Linked DNA regions of Homo sapiens: region 1 is linked to region 2. A link is a loop called in an ENCODE intact Hi-C map of the cell type or tissue named here. Cell type or tissue: heart right ventricle. All regions are shown on one strand. Links, peaks and the distances in the headings refer to the core of each region. The heading gives the core; the rest is flanking DNA. Region 1 overlaps CCDC148 (coiled-coil domain containing 148). Region 2 has its middle 19 kb from the start of PKP4-AS1.

The links. Hi-C counts contacts between places; a loop is a spot of excess contacts. Peaks named below come from ENCODE experiments on the same cell type or tissue, not always from the same donor. Only the 100,000 strongest peaks of a DNase experiment are listed, where the experiment ranks them.
Region 1: a loop joins it to region 2, with 4 times the contacts of the local background. A loop is called at or near these places in 78 of 110 quality-filtered maps.

The regions. Positions count from the first base shown.
Region 1 is chr2:158,446,181-158,454,472 of GRCh38, reverse strand. All of the region lies in intron 1 of CCDC148 (coiled-coil domain containing 148), which reads left to right. It also overlaps the pseudogene RN7SL393P. Among named protein-coding and RNA genes, the nearest start is that of CCDC148, 6.4 kb to the left of the region's middle. In heart right ventricle, for the core only: no CTCF peak of the experiment used is centred there; no DNase peak of the experiment used is centred there.
Region 2 is chr2:158,750,272-158,758,563 of GRCh38, reverse strand. No RefSeq gene overlaps it. Among named protein-coding and RNA genes, the nearest start is that of PKP4-AS1, 19 kb to the right of the region's middle. In heart right ventricle, for the core only: a CTCF peak has its summit at 4,359 (motif pointing right); a DNase peak (open chromatin) is centred at 4,353; H3K4me3 peaks cover 700 bases; H3K27ac peaks cover 904 bases.

The DNA of each region.
Region 1 (8,292 bases), core at 1,032-3,531, 300 kb after region 2:
TTCAGTCATGGCTGAGAAGGGTGACCACATTTCTCTTCAAGGCTCATACTCCACTTATGCTCCTAAACATGAGCCATCTTCTCTCTACCAGGATTTTGCTCTATTGATTATAATTTCTCTCTTACATGATGTGTTACACCCTCTCCTCCAAAGATTTTTCCTAAGCCTTCCAAATATCTGGCTTTTGGTAAAACCACCTTCCTTCTACCCTACCACCATCTCTATCTATTGGCCTTTCTTTTCACCAAGAAACTGTCTGAAGGGAATTTCTTGAGGTTTCTACTTTGTTGCCAATGTTTTGGCCCTTGAATACCACTGAAATGATTTTGAAGATTGTGCTCTTTGTCCTCAAAATCCTAGCTTATTTTGCCAATTAAGTTCTCTCCTACAAAAATGTCCTTTGCCTCCAAGTTGGAATGGCCCAATTCCAGATTTCCAGTGAAGGAATGAAACCACTGTTACCTAGCCTGAGGATCCACAGAAATGCAAATGACTGGCTTGAGAAGAGGATGATTTAAACTGCTAGCCTGGCCACCTTGGGAAAAGTGCTGGAAAGTAGGGGTGGGGAGAGGGCCTGTGCTCAGGCTGACACTGGGGCCCAGGGCAAGGTTAGAATATTAGGAGGTCTGGTGACTCCACCCTCAAGAACGAAAGTAAACAGCAGAAATCCAAACAACTTTTCAATTACCAGCTCAGAAAGAAGTCTACCTGAAACTTTTAAGATTACGAAAACTTTGTAACTTTCCAATGTTTATTTTTTTCATATTATCCCCTAAAGATTAGTGGTAAATTCCCTAAGAAGCATAGCAGAGGCAGCAAGGAATAGGAGGAAGCAGGAGCACTGAGTCTCTTGTCATACCTGGGTGTCTATGGAGGAGTGGGGGAGGTGAAGATAAAATCTTCAAAAAGTACGCCAATACTGATAATTTTGGGGTTTTCTTTTTAAAGAGGAATGTTAAAACAGAGGTGGGTGGCAAAGGAGGGAAAGAGAGTAATGGAATAAGCGGGGCCTGAGAAGGGTTGCTAGGGCTTAATAATAGTTCCGCTCAGGTGGCTCTGGTGGTTTCAGGATTGGCTGAGCCCCACCCCATCCCCATCCTCTGAATATATTATACAAATCCTCCCATGGCTCTGCCTAATGATTACCTGTAAAAACTTTCTGAAAGTTTCCTGGCCTTCCCCCTTCTTGAGAGGGTGAGTTCTTCCTTACTGTATTGTGACCCTTGACACTCTATATCAAATGGTGTGGTTATTTTTGTGTGAGCCTTTTCCCCTAAGGGATAGGATCCACATCATGATCATGATTGTGTCCCTCACTGCCTTAAACTGCTGAAGCACCTCCCACACTAAGAAAAGCCAATATTTATTAGTCCTTTGTTTAGTTCTTGGAAGAACTTGACTTTGAACAATAAAAAATTGGAATCAGGATGTTGGGAGAGAATTAGGAAAAGTTGGGATTAGCTGTACAATGTGGAAAAATCAGATAAAGTATGATAGAGCAGAATAGAGGTTTTGAAACTCAGCTTTGCTAAGCAAGTTAAGGGTTACATTTTTTGGTATGTGAAACTTCTAGGTTGTCCTGTCTCTTGGAAAACAGTGGGGTCATGAGATTTTAACAACTTCATAAAATCAGAATGGTGTCAAACATCTGGTATGTGTAATAGAAATGCTTCCTAGTACGTATATCCACAGCCCTTGAAGGAGGCAGCCCTGCACACCTCATAACAATGCACCTGGCAAGGCATCAGCCCCTGTGGGGAGACCTGAGCCATGTAGCCAATCCACTGCCTAACCATTGACCCCTAACTGGTAATGATGCCAATCAGATTATTTTCCAGGGAATTTGAAATTAAGAGAACAAGAGAACCAGAGAGAGCAGCTGTCTTGGTCCTGATGTTTTCTGGGTTCCTATTGAAGGGACCACAATATGCCTACCCCAAAATGTGCCATTTTGGCATAAGGAATATTTTGAGCTGAAAGCAATTGAGAAATAGCAGATACAAGAAAAACTCTTTTTCCCTCCTGCTTTTCTGTCTAAGAGTAGGCCATAAATTTCCATTTATAAAGTTGTCTGCCTCTCTACTACCAGGAAAGGATCTACTTGGAAATATCTCTTGAGGACGCTTATGCATATAACACACCTTACTAGACAACCCTTATTTATCATACGTTTCCTAGCACCTTTCCTAACTTCCCCCCTCACCCCTGTTCTCCACAGGAAGCCCCATACCCCCTTTCCTTTGTGTAGCCTCTTCACACTTAATCACTTCTGTTACGATGGTATAGGTCAAAAATTCTAATTGCCTCCTTGAGTCACATTTATTTGTGAAGGCTTTGTGTACATATGTAATTAAATGTTTTTTCTCTTGTCAGTCTGTCTTTTATCAGTTTAATTCTCAGACATTGAAGGTAAGAGGATAGAGGAAAAGTGTTTTTCCTTCTTTACACTATTCTCCTCATAAGGTCATACTTAAATAAACTTCATTTTCTTTTTGTTTTGTGAGATTTTTGTTTCCTGTGATCATCCCTACTCCATTCTTTTCCTTGTTTGCCTTTAGTGAGTCCCTGTTCCTTGCCATCCAAGGCTTCATTTACAAATTATGCAAATATTTTACAACAAAAGAAAACAGATATTATGACTTGATGAACTATGAAGAGTAACAGCCTAAAGTTTTTTTTAATAAGTAAATAGTAGAAAATGAATTACCTATCTAGTATCAAATTGTTGCCAACCTGAGTTAGGCAAAAGAATTTTTTTTAGTGCGGTGTCTCTATCCCCTACTCTCCCATATCAAAGCCCTTTATTCCTCAACAATCTGTTCTCATCCTTTCAAGTTGAAGATAAGAGAACTTTGAGAAAATTAGTGATATAATTGTTTTTTCAGGGTAGAATCATTTTGCCGCATCATTGGTATGGGAAGAAAATATTGGAACTTGTATTTCTATTATACATTTTAGGAATCAGGCTGGAAAATAAAAATAATTTATTAGAGACATCAGTAGTTATACAATGCAGGAGAAATAGACTCTGATGTTTAAGTTCCAGCAATTTAAAAATTTCTCAGGAGGAAAATCAGATGTCATCCAAAATTGCTACTATATTTTATTTAAAATACTGAATTATCAACAAAAATTATGAGACCTGCATAAAAACAGGAAAGTGTGACTGAAATTCAGGAAAATAATCAGCCATTAGATACTCTAAGTGACCCCACTTGTTGGATTTAGTATACAACTAATTCAAAACAGCTAGTATAAGTATGTTTTAAAACTTAAAGATGAAATGACTCAACAAATATGGACTCTAAATAGAGAAATAGAAACTATGAAAAAGAAATGAAAAATTTTAGAGTTGAAAAATATAACAATTTAAAAATCTGCTGTATGGGTTCCATAGCAAATTTGTGATGGCAGAACAAGAAATCAGTGAACTTGAAGACAGACTAATAGAAACTATCCAACCTAAAGAATAGGAGAAAGATTGAAGAAAAATGAACAAAGCTGCTGGGACTTGTGGGACAGAATCGAAGTATACCAATTTATGCTGGGAGCCCCAGGAGGAAAGGAGGGATAGAAGGGTATAGAAAAAATATTTGAAGAAGCAATGTCCTAAAACTTCCCCAATCTGTTTAAAATCTTAATCCACACATCAAAGACACTCAGCAAACACCAAATAGAATAAACATAAAGAGAGGCACAACTAGATACATCTTAGCCTGCTGAAAGACAAAAATAACAAGAAAATTTTGAGGCAGCAAGAAAATAACAACTCATTTTACACAAGGGAATCACAGTAAAATTAACAGCTGACCTCTCATTAGAAACAAAACAAACTAGAGGATAGTAAAAGGACGTATTCAAAATGCTGAAAGAAAAAACCTGTCAAGAATTCTATATCTAGCAAAACTGTTCTTCAAAATGAAGGTGACACTTACCGTAAGTGGACCTATGTTGGAAGTGTGCTAATTACTGCCAGATCCCATACAGCCAGCAGCTTTGTGCAAAGCTCAAAGTAAAAGAAGGTTGTCAGACAGATGCAGGGCACCTGGCAAGTCACCCATCATCTCCAGCTGGAAAGCAGCTCTTTACTCAGTGCTAACACTGGGTCATCAAATGATCACCACAGTAGAGGGCTGTTGTAAAATGCTAGATCTGAAGTTCTTCTAAAATAAATCCTCAGAAAATATGACCTCATTATTTCCTGAACTTCAGAGCTCTTTGTCTGCTTCGTAGAGGTAGAAAGAAGGTTATTAAAGCAGTAGCAGAGAGAAAATGAATCATTCAAAAAATATATGCCCCCACTCTATCCTTCAGCCGTGATGCCTGGCCCTTTACATCCCTGGGCCACTGTTTATTGTTGTTTTCTGTACATCCCTGGGGTTGGATCAGGACAGCAAGACAACAGTACCTACTAATACATCATCTTGTCAGGAACTGCCACATTTGTCTGTAGTTAATTTTTAAAATACAAAAAAAAAAAAATGAAGATGACAATATGTGCCAGAAAAAGCAATTGACAAGATACAACACCGATTCACGGTAAAATGCTCAACATACTAAGAATAGAAGGGAACTTTGTTGGTGTGATAAAGTGCATCTATGAATACCAACAGATAACAACATATTTATGGTGAAAGACTCCATGCTTTCCTTCTAAATCTGAGAATAAAGTATATGGCCATACCACTTTGAACGTACCTGTCTGATCTCAGAAAGTAGGGAGGGGCCAAGCATGGTGGCTCATGCCTATAATCCCAGCACTTTGGGAGGCCAAGGCAGGCAGATCACCTCAGGTCAGGAGTTCAAGACCAGCCTGGCCAACATGGCAAAATGGCATCTCTACTAAAAATACAAAAATTAGCTTGGCATGGTGGTGGGTGCCTATAGTGCCAGCTACTCGAAAGGCTGAGGCAGGGAGAATTGCTTGAACCCAGGAGGTGGGGGCTGCAGTGAGCCGAGATCCTACCACTGCACTCCAGCCTGGGCGACAGAGCGAGACTGTCTCGGAAAAAAAAAAAGAAACCAAGGAGGGCAAGAAGGGACAGAACTCATTAGTACTTGGATGGGAGAATAAAATAAGGATGTCCATTCTCATCTCTTCTAGTCACCATTTTACTGGAGGTTCTAGCTAGTGTAACAAGGAAAGAAAAAGTCATATTGATTGGAAAGGAAAAATTAAAGCTGTCTTTATTTACAGATTACTTGACCTTATACATAAAAAATCCTACTAGGACCTAATAAATGAATTTAACAAGGTCACAGAATACAAGATCAATATATAGAAGTCAGTTGTATTTTTATATGCTAGGAACTAGGAATCTGAAAATGAATTTTAAAAAACAGTTCCGGTCGGGCACGGTGGCTCATGCCTGTAATCCCAGCACTTTGGGAGGCTGAGGTGGGCAAATCACAAAGTCAGAAGTTCAAGAGCAGCCTGGCCAACATGGTGAAATGCTGTCTCTACTAAAAATACAAAAATTAGCCAGATGTGGTGGCGGGCACCTGCAATCCCAGCTACTCAGGAGGCTGAGGCTGGAGGATTGCTTGAACTTGGGAGGCGGAGGTTGCAGTGAGCTGAGATTGCGCCACTGCACTCCAGCCTGGGTGACAGAGCAAGACTCCGTCTCAGAAAAACAAACAAACAAAAACAACAACAACAACAAAAACCCAATTCCACTTATAATAACATGAGAAAGAAGACAATATTTAAGAATAAATTTTAGAAAACAAGCATAAGACCTCTAATCTATAGATTAAATGTCATCTCTATCAATATCTTAGCAAGCATTTTTATAGGAATTGAGAAGTCAATTTTAAAATGGAAATACAGGCCGGGTGCAGTGGCTCATGCCTGTGATCCCAGCACTTTGGAAGGCCGAGCGGGGTGGATTGCTTGAGCTCAGGAGTTGAAGACCAGCCTGGGTAACATGGCAAAACCCTATCTCTACCAAAAATACAAAAATTAGGCATGGTGGCTCACACCTGTGGTCCCAGCTCCTCAGGGGTCTGAGGTGGGAGGATGGCTGGAGCCCAGGAAGTCAAGGCTGCAGTGAGCTGTGATCACACCACTGAACTCCAGCCTGGATAACAGAATGAGACCCCATCTCAAAAATAAATAAAAAAAAAATAAAATGGAAATACATATCAAAAACAATCTTGTAAAAAAAAGGTAAGAGTTATTACAATACTAATTTCAAAACTTATAAAGCTATAATAATAGGATGTAATATTGGCATAATGATAGACACTTAGATCAATGAAATAGAAGGTACAGAAATTAATATATTTACAATCAGTTGGTTTTCAGCAAAGATGACAAGGCAGAGCAATAGTGAAAGGGATTTTTTTTAAAGAAATACTACTGGAATAATTGCATATTCATATGCAAAATACTGAACTTAAATTCTTACCAAACACCATACAGAAAAAAATTTATATATATCACAGACCTACCTGTAAGAGCTAAAATTATATCTGAAAACAGTAGAAAATCTCTGCAACCTTGCTTTTGGAAAGGTTTCTTTAGATACAATACCAAAATTGTGATCCATTAAAGAAGAAATTGATAAATTGCATTTTATAAAAATGAAAAGTTTTGCCCTCCAAAAGATACTGGTAAGAAAGTGAAAAGACAAATAACAGCCTGTGAAAAAATTCCTAGGTCAAATATCTGATAAAGTACTTGTATCTAGAATATATAAAGCATGCTAAATGTGAAAAATAAGATAAGCAATTCAATTAAAAATAAAATGTTTTAATAGAGATTTCACCAAAAAGGTATACAAATGATTAATAAGCACATGAAAAGATGTTCAACATATTAGGGAAATGCAAATTACAACCACAATACGATACCAGTACACTACCAGTAAAATGGTTATAAACCAAAAATTGACAATACACAGTGATGACAAAGATGTGAAAAAACTGCAACTCTCATAAATTGCTAAATGTGTAATGGTATACACACTTTTTGGAGTCATTTAGCAACTTATTGAAAACATAAACATAGCCAGACACAATGTTGCATGCATGTAGACCCAGCTTCTCAGATGGCTGAGGCAGGAGGATCCCTGGAGTTCAGGAGTTCTGGGCTATAGTGCACTATGCTGATCAGGTGTCTGTACTGTTATGCATCAATATGGTGACTTCCTGGGAAGAAGGGACCACCACGTTGCCTCAGGAGAGGTGAAGCAGCTCAGGTTGGAAACAGGGCAGGTCAAAACTCCTGTGCTGATCAGTAGTGGGATTGCACATATCGATACCACTGCACGCCCGTCTATGCAATGTAGAGAGGCCTATTCTCTTTAAAAAAGAATAAGTCATATATATAAATATAAACTTATACCATATGACCCAGCAATCTTACTTCAATAGAAATAAATATGTATGTCCACACAGACTTTTACATGAACAGTAGCAATATTGTTAATAATAGCAAAACATTGGAAATAATCTAAATATCACCTGATGATTGACAAAACAAAACATGGCATACTCGAATACTATTCATCTCTAAAAATAATGAACTACTGATACATGGTACAATATGGATAAACCTCCAAAATATTATGCCAAGAGAGAAAAAGCCAGACAAGAGGCCTCATTTGTATGATACCATTTATATGAAACTCCCAAAAAGGGAAAAAATATGGAGATAGAAGACAGATCAGTGATTACCTTAGACTGGGATGGGAGGATTTAATACAAGTGGTTATGACTGAATGTTTTCTGGTGATGTTAATGTCCTAAAAGTGGATAGTGGTAATGGTTCCACAACAATACATTTATTAAAAATAATACAGTTCTAATGGGTATATTTTATGAATTGTAAATTAGACCCCAATAAAGCTATTATAAATAAAAAACTTTAAAAATAATGGCATAAACACATCTTAAAACTCCCTTATATGAACACTTAATAAATTTGAAAACATTTTCTAACATGATTAAAAATATTCCTAATGGCATTTCAGTGGCTCAGAACCCAGCTGTTAAACATTAAAAAAAAACTTTGTGAGGAAAACTAGTTGACCTCAGAGAAGCCAGAAATTTACTAGAGAAAAAGACTAAATTACAATCTTTGCATAATTGGTGGATGGAATTGATTCTTTTTTTTTTTGAGACAAGTTCTTGCCCTGTCAGATAGCTAGAGTGCTGTGGTGTGACCATAGTTCACTGCAGCCTCAAACTCCTGGGGTCAAGCAATCCTGCCTCAGCCTCCTGAGTAGCTGGGACTACAGGCATGGGCCACCATGCCTGGCTAATTTTTACATTGTAGTTTTTTTGTAG
Region 2 (8,292 bases), core at 2,834-5,333:
ACTGGATGGCTTAAACAACAGAAACTTATTTTCTCACATTTCTAGAAGCTGGAAGTCTAAGATCAAGGTTGTTTTCTGGCCTCTCTTCCCGACTTGCAGTTGGCCACTATGTCCTCACATGTTCTTTCTTCTGTACATTCAAGGAAAAAAAGAGGGCTCTCTGATATCTCTTCCCTTTCTTATAAGGACACCAGTCCTTTCGGATTGTGGCCCCATCCTTGTGACCTCATTTAACCTTAATTATCACCTTAAAGGCTCTACTTCCAAATACAGTCACACTGGAGAAACACAATGTAGTCCATAACCAAGCTTAAAGTTGAATCTGTGTACTGCTACATCAGCACCACCTACCTGGCCAGCAGTGCTAAAGTGAGCTAGAGGCAGGTCTAGAGCTTTGAGGCAGCAGGAACCAGCCGGAGCTGAGGGCCCCACGCTCTGAGGATCCAGAACGAGTGTGGTTGACTTTCTTAAGATTCTCTGGGTACTGTTCTCTGAGTAGGTCTTCTTTGAATATTAAGACAAACAGTGTCTTTAATTTGGTGATTAGTAGTTTTTTGTTTTGTTTTGTTTTGAGATGGAGTCTCACTCTATTACTCAGGCTGGAGTGCAGTGGTGTGATCTTGGCTCACTGCAACCTCCACATTTCAGGTTCAAGCGATTCTCCTGTCTCAGTCTCCCAGGTAGCTAGGATTACAGGCACCCACCACCACACCCAGCTAATTTTTGTAATTTTAATAGAGGTGGGGTTTCGCCATTTTGGCCAGGCTTCTCTCAAACTCCCAACCTCAGGTAATCTGCCCACCTCAGCCTCCCAAAGTGCTGGGATTTCAGGTATGAGCCACCATGCCCAGCCATTTGTTCAGTTATTTTTCAAGTTGGTTTGAAAGTTTTATCTTATAATAGCCTTTCTTTCATTTTGAGAATGTGTGATAATAGTAAAGGTGGAGAACCTGTGCCCGGAGTGTACCTTAAAGGGCTGAGAAGGTTCCCCAGCACAGATGACTGCACCCTGCCCTGTGGAGAAGGCCGGGGCTTTGATTCTTCGTTTCTCAAGGAGTGATGGTCCTAGAGTGGAGAGTGTCAGAGAAAAATCTTGATCCTGGCCTCAGGTGGCACCTGGTCTGCTCTGTGGGGTTCTAGGGTAGCCCCCTGGTGGGCAACTCCTCTCCCTACTCGGCCAGTTATCCAAGAATTTGAAATTGACTTTCACAGGACACACAGACATAATGAAGATAAATTTGTGAACTATGTGCCATCTAATTCTCTACCCCTTGGTAGAGCCCTCTCCGACCCCAAGTCAGTCATGTATCCCCGCATCCAGCCCACGGGATTACTTGCGGTAGCCTGAGTTGCCCACGTCAGGCTGGGTTCCTCTTACTCATGATGCTGTCTCTGACTCAAATGCGCCGCCCCCCCAGGGCCATCTGTCAAGATCCTGCTGTCCTGCTTCCACGTACCTCTTGAGTGAAGCTCTACTTAAAAAAAAAGTTACTGAGGTGAAATTCACGTAACAAAATTAACCACTCTAGACTGAACAATGCCATGGCAATTAGTACATTCACAGTGTTATGCAACCGCCATCTCTGTTTAGTTCCAAAACAATCCCATCATCCCAAAACAGAACCCCACACTCATTAAGCAGTCACCCCCCACCATTCAACACTTTCCCCAGCCCCTGGCAACCACCAATCCACATTCTGTCTCTATGGATTTGCATAACCTGGATAATTCATATACACGGGGTTATACAATACGTGACCTTTTGAGTCTAGCATCTCCCACTTAGCATAACAGTCTACAGGTTCATGCAAGTTATAGCGTGTATCAGTACTTCAGTTCTTTTTACGGCTGCATATTATTCCATTGTATGTGTGTAGCCACAATTTGTTTACGTCTTCATTCGTTGACGGACATTTCAGCTGTTTCTACCTTTTGACTCTTGTGAATAATGTCGCTATGAATGTTTGTGTACAAGGATTTGTCTGAGCACCGGTTTTCAATTATTTTGGGTATGCATGCTGGGTCATGCGGTAATTCTGTGTTTAACTTTTTGAGGAAACGTCAAACTGCTTTCCATAGCATCTGAGTCATTTTTCACTCACACTGGCAATGTATGAGGGTTGCTACTCCTCCACAGCCTTGTTATTGAAGCTTTACTTTTTTGGAGGGGGTGCATTTTTTCTACCTATTTTGTAATTATTAAGCAAAAAGTAGTTTGGTCCTTTCAGCCAAACTTGTCAATCAAGCTTAGAAAACACATAGGATACATTTTGGTGAGCAGAAAGTCTGATTTAATTAATTTAACTAATTAAAAAGGGGTTAACACTGTTTTTCCAATTACTTCATTTACTACAATTTGTACTGAAACTTTACTTTTTAAACCCTTCAGTAACTTCCTCTTGTGCCCAACTCTGACTCTCTCCACACCCAAACCTAACCCATCCCTGCAGCCTACCTCTTATCATGCTATATTGTGATTCTCTGTTCACGTGTCTCTTTGTGTTAGACTTGGCAGTTGCAGACTGGCATTGCTTGTGGGCAGAGAGCCTCTGGTGCCTGCAGAATGTGGACTGGCCACCTCGTAGGTGGGCAATGGGTGTCTAGGAATGTGTTACTAGGAGGGCACAGGGGCGCCCCCTCTTGGCGAGCAGGAATAAGCCTACACACTCTCTCACCTTCCCTGGCCCTGACACTAGCATAACACACTTTATTGACTTTAAAGCGATGAAACGAAGGCAAATGAGACACCAGATGGGCAAGCATGCTGAGCTCTTTGGAGAAAAGAGGCTGTGTAAATCCAAGTCTTTCTTTTATTGAAGAAACAAGGCAAATGACTCCAAATTGTCTTTACTTTATTGTGCCTGAAAAAAGAAAAGTCAGTCCAGATCATGGAAATGGCATTCGGTGGCATCTGAATGGAATCCTCATGCACTAAATGCAAGACTTATGGGCAAGCTGTGAGTCTGGGGTGCTGCACTGTCATCTAGTGATGAGGTGAGAGTGTGCCCCTGCATGACTAAGCCCTTCCTTTTCATTTGTTGTCTGTTGCTGTAAAATTGGAGGAGCATATGAATCCTTCCTGCTGCCCACGTGAGAACATTTGTCACTTCCCATTTATCAAAAGACACCACAAAGGTGCTAAGCTCCAGCAAGGCAAAGGTAAATACAATCTCATCCTACTCTCAATGTGTCCACATGTCAGATGCCACATGCTTTGAAGCCACATACCTGGAATATTTTGAAAGAAAGAAATCTCAGTGGGAAGGAATATAAAATTTGCTTGCAGGCACACATGAAAGATATGAGCAGTTACAGGTCCTTTATTTGGGTTTTATTTGGTCAGTTGGGTCCCATCGTTAGACAAAAAGCTAAATATTTTTCACATGTGTTGGCAGTTTTAGGGCTGTTATAACATTGACTTTTCTAGTACCAATAGATGGGCAGTACGTTAAGTCAGAGAGAAGCATTTGACTATGAGCTTTTCTCAACTGAAGTTACAATAGTTTCCCTTTATCTGTGGGTGATACATTCCAAGACCCCCAGTGGATGCCTGAACCATATATATATTATGTCTTTTGCTATATATATGTACCTACGATAAAGTTTAATGTATAAACTAGGCACAATAAGAGATGAATAACAATAATAATAAAATAGAACAGGCCAGGCACAGTGGCTCACACCTATAATCCCAGCACTTTGGGAGGCTGAGGCGGGTGGATCACCTCTCTACTAAAAATACAAAAATTAGTCGGGCCTGGTGGCAGGCGCCTGTAATCCCAGCTATTCGGGAGGCTGAGGCAGGAGAATGGCTTGAACCTGGGAAGTGGAGGTTGCAGTGAACCGAGATTGCACCACTGCACTCCAGCCTGGGCAACAGAGCGAGACTCCATTTCAAAAACAAAAAAGAAACAAAACAAAACAAAAAAACCAACCAAACAAAAACAAACCCTAGACCATTCTGTCCACACAGGCATCAGCTTCTTATCAAATATTTTCCCATCAGAAATAACTTTCCCTTCCCAAGATGACTTCTGGCTAGTTGATTTTCTCCAGCTCAGCATCCTTGCTTTGCAAACCCAATCAAGCCTTAGGAGCTCTGTGCTGGGAAGCTAATCCTGGGAAGCTTCAGTAAGACCTGCGAGGATTTGTGCACCGCTCAGACGTCCATTTCAATATTCACGACCTGTATTTGGCATTTTCAATAAAATTCAAAAGCAAATGGCTTTCCACCATTACAGCTTATTATGTAGGTGTTAGGAGGCATTCTCTTCTTGTCTCCCATACTCTGTAGCGGTTCCTCCTGCTGTTTTCTGTGGAAATGACCATCTGGTTGGGACTTCCTAGAGATGACCACTAGAGGGCACATGATTCCCAGCTCACAAGCCCTTTACACCGCCAATTCCTGGGGCTTTGCTGCAGAAAAAGACAGTTTTTGTTTGTTTGTTTGTTTGTTTGTTTTCCCTCAGAAACAGGAGGAAAGCACTTGAAATTCCCTGGATGCAGCTAAGACATTTTCTTCAGCATTCATCTGTGAAATGCTGGCTGCAAGCAGACATTCTGGCGGGTAGAGGAAGGACTGTATTCTCTGTTCCCGTCACTCATTCCCACCAAGGGGAGGAGAAAAGGGCTGCAGAAAGCTGCTCAAATGAGTTTTGTTCTTTCTCAGATGGCTAAAGAGAATATACTTGTAGGCCACATGCGTCTATTCAGGCCTCATGGTGTAGTGAAAAGAATGTGTTTTGGAAGTAGACAAACCTGGGATTTATTTCCCACACGCAGGCTTCCTGCCAAGAGGGTGCACTGGCCCGGTCTGCCGGCTCCTCTCCCAAGTCAGCCCTGGAGAAGCTCCAACATTAACTTGAAGGGAGGTAGGGGAGCGGTTAGGGAGACCAAATCACACGGGAGTGTCCCTTGGGCTCAGATACTCTGGAGGGAAAGAGAGAGTGATGGCACTGATAAATTAACGTGGGAAAATAAACATGAGTACGGTCAAACATTAGGAGTGACCAGGATAACATCAAAATTAGAATGCTTAACTTTAAACTAGTAGGTGAAAATCCATGGGAAGTGGAAATGGGAAAAAAAAGAAATTTTAAAATCTTGTATTATGAATGAAAAGTCTGAATTAAAATGCTGAACTAAGTCTTCATAAAATAGTAACTAAATATTGCTCAGCTGCTGCACTTACTAACTCCGTGACCTTGGATAGGTTGATAAACTTTCCTGAGCTTCAGTTTCCTCATCTCTAAAATGGGTAAACTTTGTATGGTCACAAGCTTTCTGGGAAAGTTGAATTCTACGATGCACATGAAACAGGCCTCCTGTGCCTGACCCCTGGGAGATGGCTGGCCTTCTAGTTCTCATCTCTCTTTTCTGTCTCTAGCACGTTTAACATCTGAACACCTATGCAGTCAACAATATTTCCTAAGTGTCTGTCAGGTTATGTTCAGCTGCAAGTGACAGAACACGTTACTTAAATAAACAACAAGGAAAACAGTATTATCTCTATAGTGAGATACAATCACAATATTATTATATAGGTAATATAGTGAAAAGGTATTATCTCATCACAAGAAGTCAAGCAGCAGGGCAGTTCCAGGGCTGGTTGATTCAACGTCTTAGCAAAATCATCAAGGACTTGGGTTCATTCCATACTTTGGCTCTGCCATCCTCAGCAGGTGAATATTTGTCCTTGTGCCTTTCATCATGGCTGTACAACAGCCGCCTCCCACTCACCTAAAAACAGGGATGGGTTGTTTCCTCTCCTGAAACTCTTTAAAATGTTCCTGAAACTGTTTCTCAGAAATCATCCCAGCATATCTCCCCTCATGTCTCACTGACCAGAGTGGGTCACATTGCGCATCCCTAAGTCAGCCTCTGGGAGGGTGAATAGGTTTCCATGATTGGAACAGACCAATCATGAATCAACCTTAGATCTCTCTTGGTCTTCTGGAGTTGTTGGTACTAGAAAAGAAATCAATTACGTAAAGAAAAAGGGAAAAAATGTCTGTTGGGTAGGCAACCAAGACTGTTTTCCAGGCCCTGTATTTGGTGTTGGGCATATAGTAGTTAATAAGTCAGATGCCATCCTGGAAAGCTTACAGTACGGAAGGTTATGGACAAGCAAACTGGTATTTACATTCTAGCGTCTAAGTACTATGCATAGAGAACTAAAGGGCAGTAGCTCATAACTGGTGGTGAAGAAAGACTTTCTGGAGGGGGTGCTGTTTGCCTGAGACCTGAAGGATAAGCTAGGCATTTTCCAGATGATCGGGTATAGAAGTAGAATAAGAGACTGAATGAAACCCTGGGAACAAGAGTGATTATGACATATTCAGGTAACTGAAAATGAGTTACGTGTGGGAGGGGATACTGGGATAGAGGAGGCTAAGGGGTCAGCAGAGGCCAGTCATGAAGGCCTCGGAAACCATGTTGGAATCACATTATGTGAGCAATGGTCTTTAAAATGTGGGGTGTGAAACGAACACAGTGGTTCATAACCGGCATATAAAAATAAAATAATGGCAAATTCCTAAATGGCACTTACTACATTCAATGCACGGCTTTGAGAGTTTTATGTATTTATTAGCTCATTGATCCTCAGAGGTTGGTACTAGTTATCCCCATTCTGTGGAGGAGGGAACTAAAGCACTCACCCAGGGTCACTGTCACCCAGGGTCACAATTCAGGGTTGAATTGTGTCCCCCTCAAAGAGATATGTTGAAACCCTAAACCTCAGTTCTTCAGAATGTAGTCTTATTTGGAAATAGGAATTTTGAATTTAGCAGATGGAATTTAAGATGAGGTCACACTGGAATAGGGGGGCCCTAATCCAATGCAACTAGTCCTTTTTTTTTTTTTTTTGACAGGCTCTCACTCTTGCCCAGGCTGGAGTGCAGTGGCACAATCACAGCTCACTGCAGCCTCAACTTCCTGGGCTCAGACGATCTTCCCACATCAGTCTCCCAAGTAGCTGGGACTACAGGCATACACCACCATGCCTGGCTGATTTTTTAAGTATTTTGTAGAGATGGGGTCTCACTATATTGCACAGGCTGGTCTCAAAATCCTGGGCTCAAGCAATCCTCCTGCCTTGCCCTCCCAAACTGCTAGGATCGTAGGCATGAGCCACTGTGCCTGGCTGAGACCAGTGCTCTTATAAGAAGATGGCCATGTAAAGAGAGAGAGACAGGGAGAACGCTGTGTGAAGCTGGAGGCAGAGATTGGAGTGGTGCATCCCTAATATAAGCCAAGGAGCACCACAGATCACCTAGAATCAACACTGAGCAGGTGCTTAATGAATATTTGTTGAATGAACATAGAAGGAGATATAGTGAGGAATGTGAATGAAATTTAGTCAGACAGTTGTCATTTTTTATGTCCTTGCTCCCCTATCCCCCTGCTACCAACTGCAGAATCAAACACCTCCCCACAGAGCCCTGGCTACACACCTCCCCCTGTGTCCCTTCCACCTCTGTGACTCTGCAATTACATGTATGCCTCTCCTATTCATTATACACCAGAGGAAAGGGATGCCGGTGGCAAGTTGTGTGTCCTCTGCTGAATCATATCCCCACCAACAATGAGCTGAACACTGTTAACAGCTCCGAGTCAGCTGCAGAGGTGCGTGTGACATTTGTGGATGCCCTGAGCCCTGTTCCACAGCAAGGGATTATAGCAGTGTGCACAAATCCTTGTCTCTAAGACCTCCGTACTGTCTCAGAGTGACTGACAGAATTAAACATGGTCTAGACTGATGGGAAGTCCAAGGAGGATTTATGGCCCAATATAAAGAAATGTAAATTTTGTTCTCATTCAAACCAATCCTATGCTACTATTGATTTTTTTTCTAAGTGTCAAGATGAATTCAGCTTTCTGTATTAGGAAGTTGACTCAATCCCAGGGAGGGCTCTGAGCCACCAGACCTCTTTGTTTCTTGGTGTGCACACTGATGGGGATTTGTGGCTCACAGATGCATCGTAATGACCCAGCTGTCACCTGAGTTTTGTTTTAGGGGAGATTGTCCCTGCATCTGAGACATGCAGAGAGGAGCCCATCTAGGGTGATCAACTGTTACAGTTTACCTGGGACTTGCCCAGTTTTCACAGTGAAAGTCCCATGTCCCAGGAAACCCCAAAGTCCTGGGCACACTGAGACAGTTGGCCACTCTAGCAGGTCCCCTCCCACCCTCCCAGTCAAATGGATTGGAAGCAAAACCCAGACTGCCTGTATTTCAATTCTGACCTCAGAACTCACTAACTGCAAGTTGATCTACCACTCTGTGCCTCA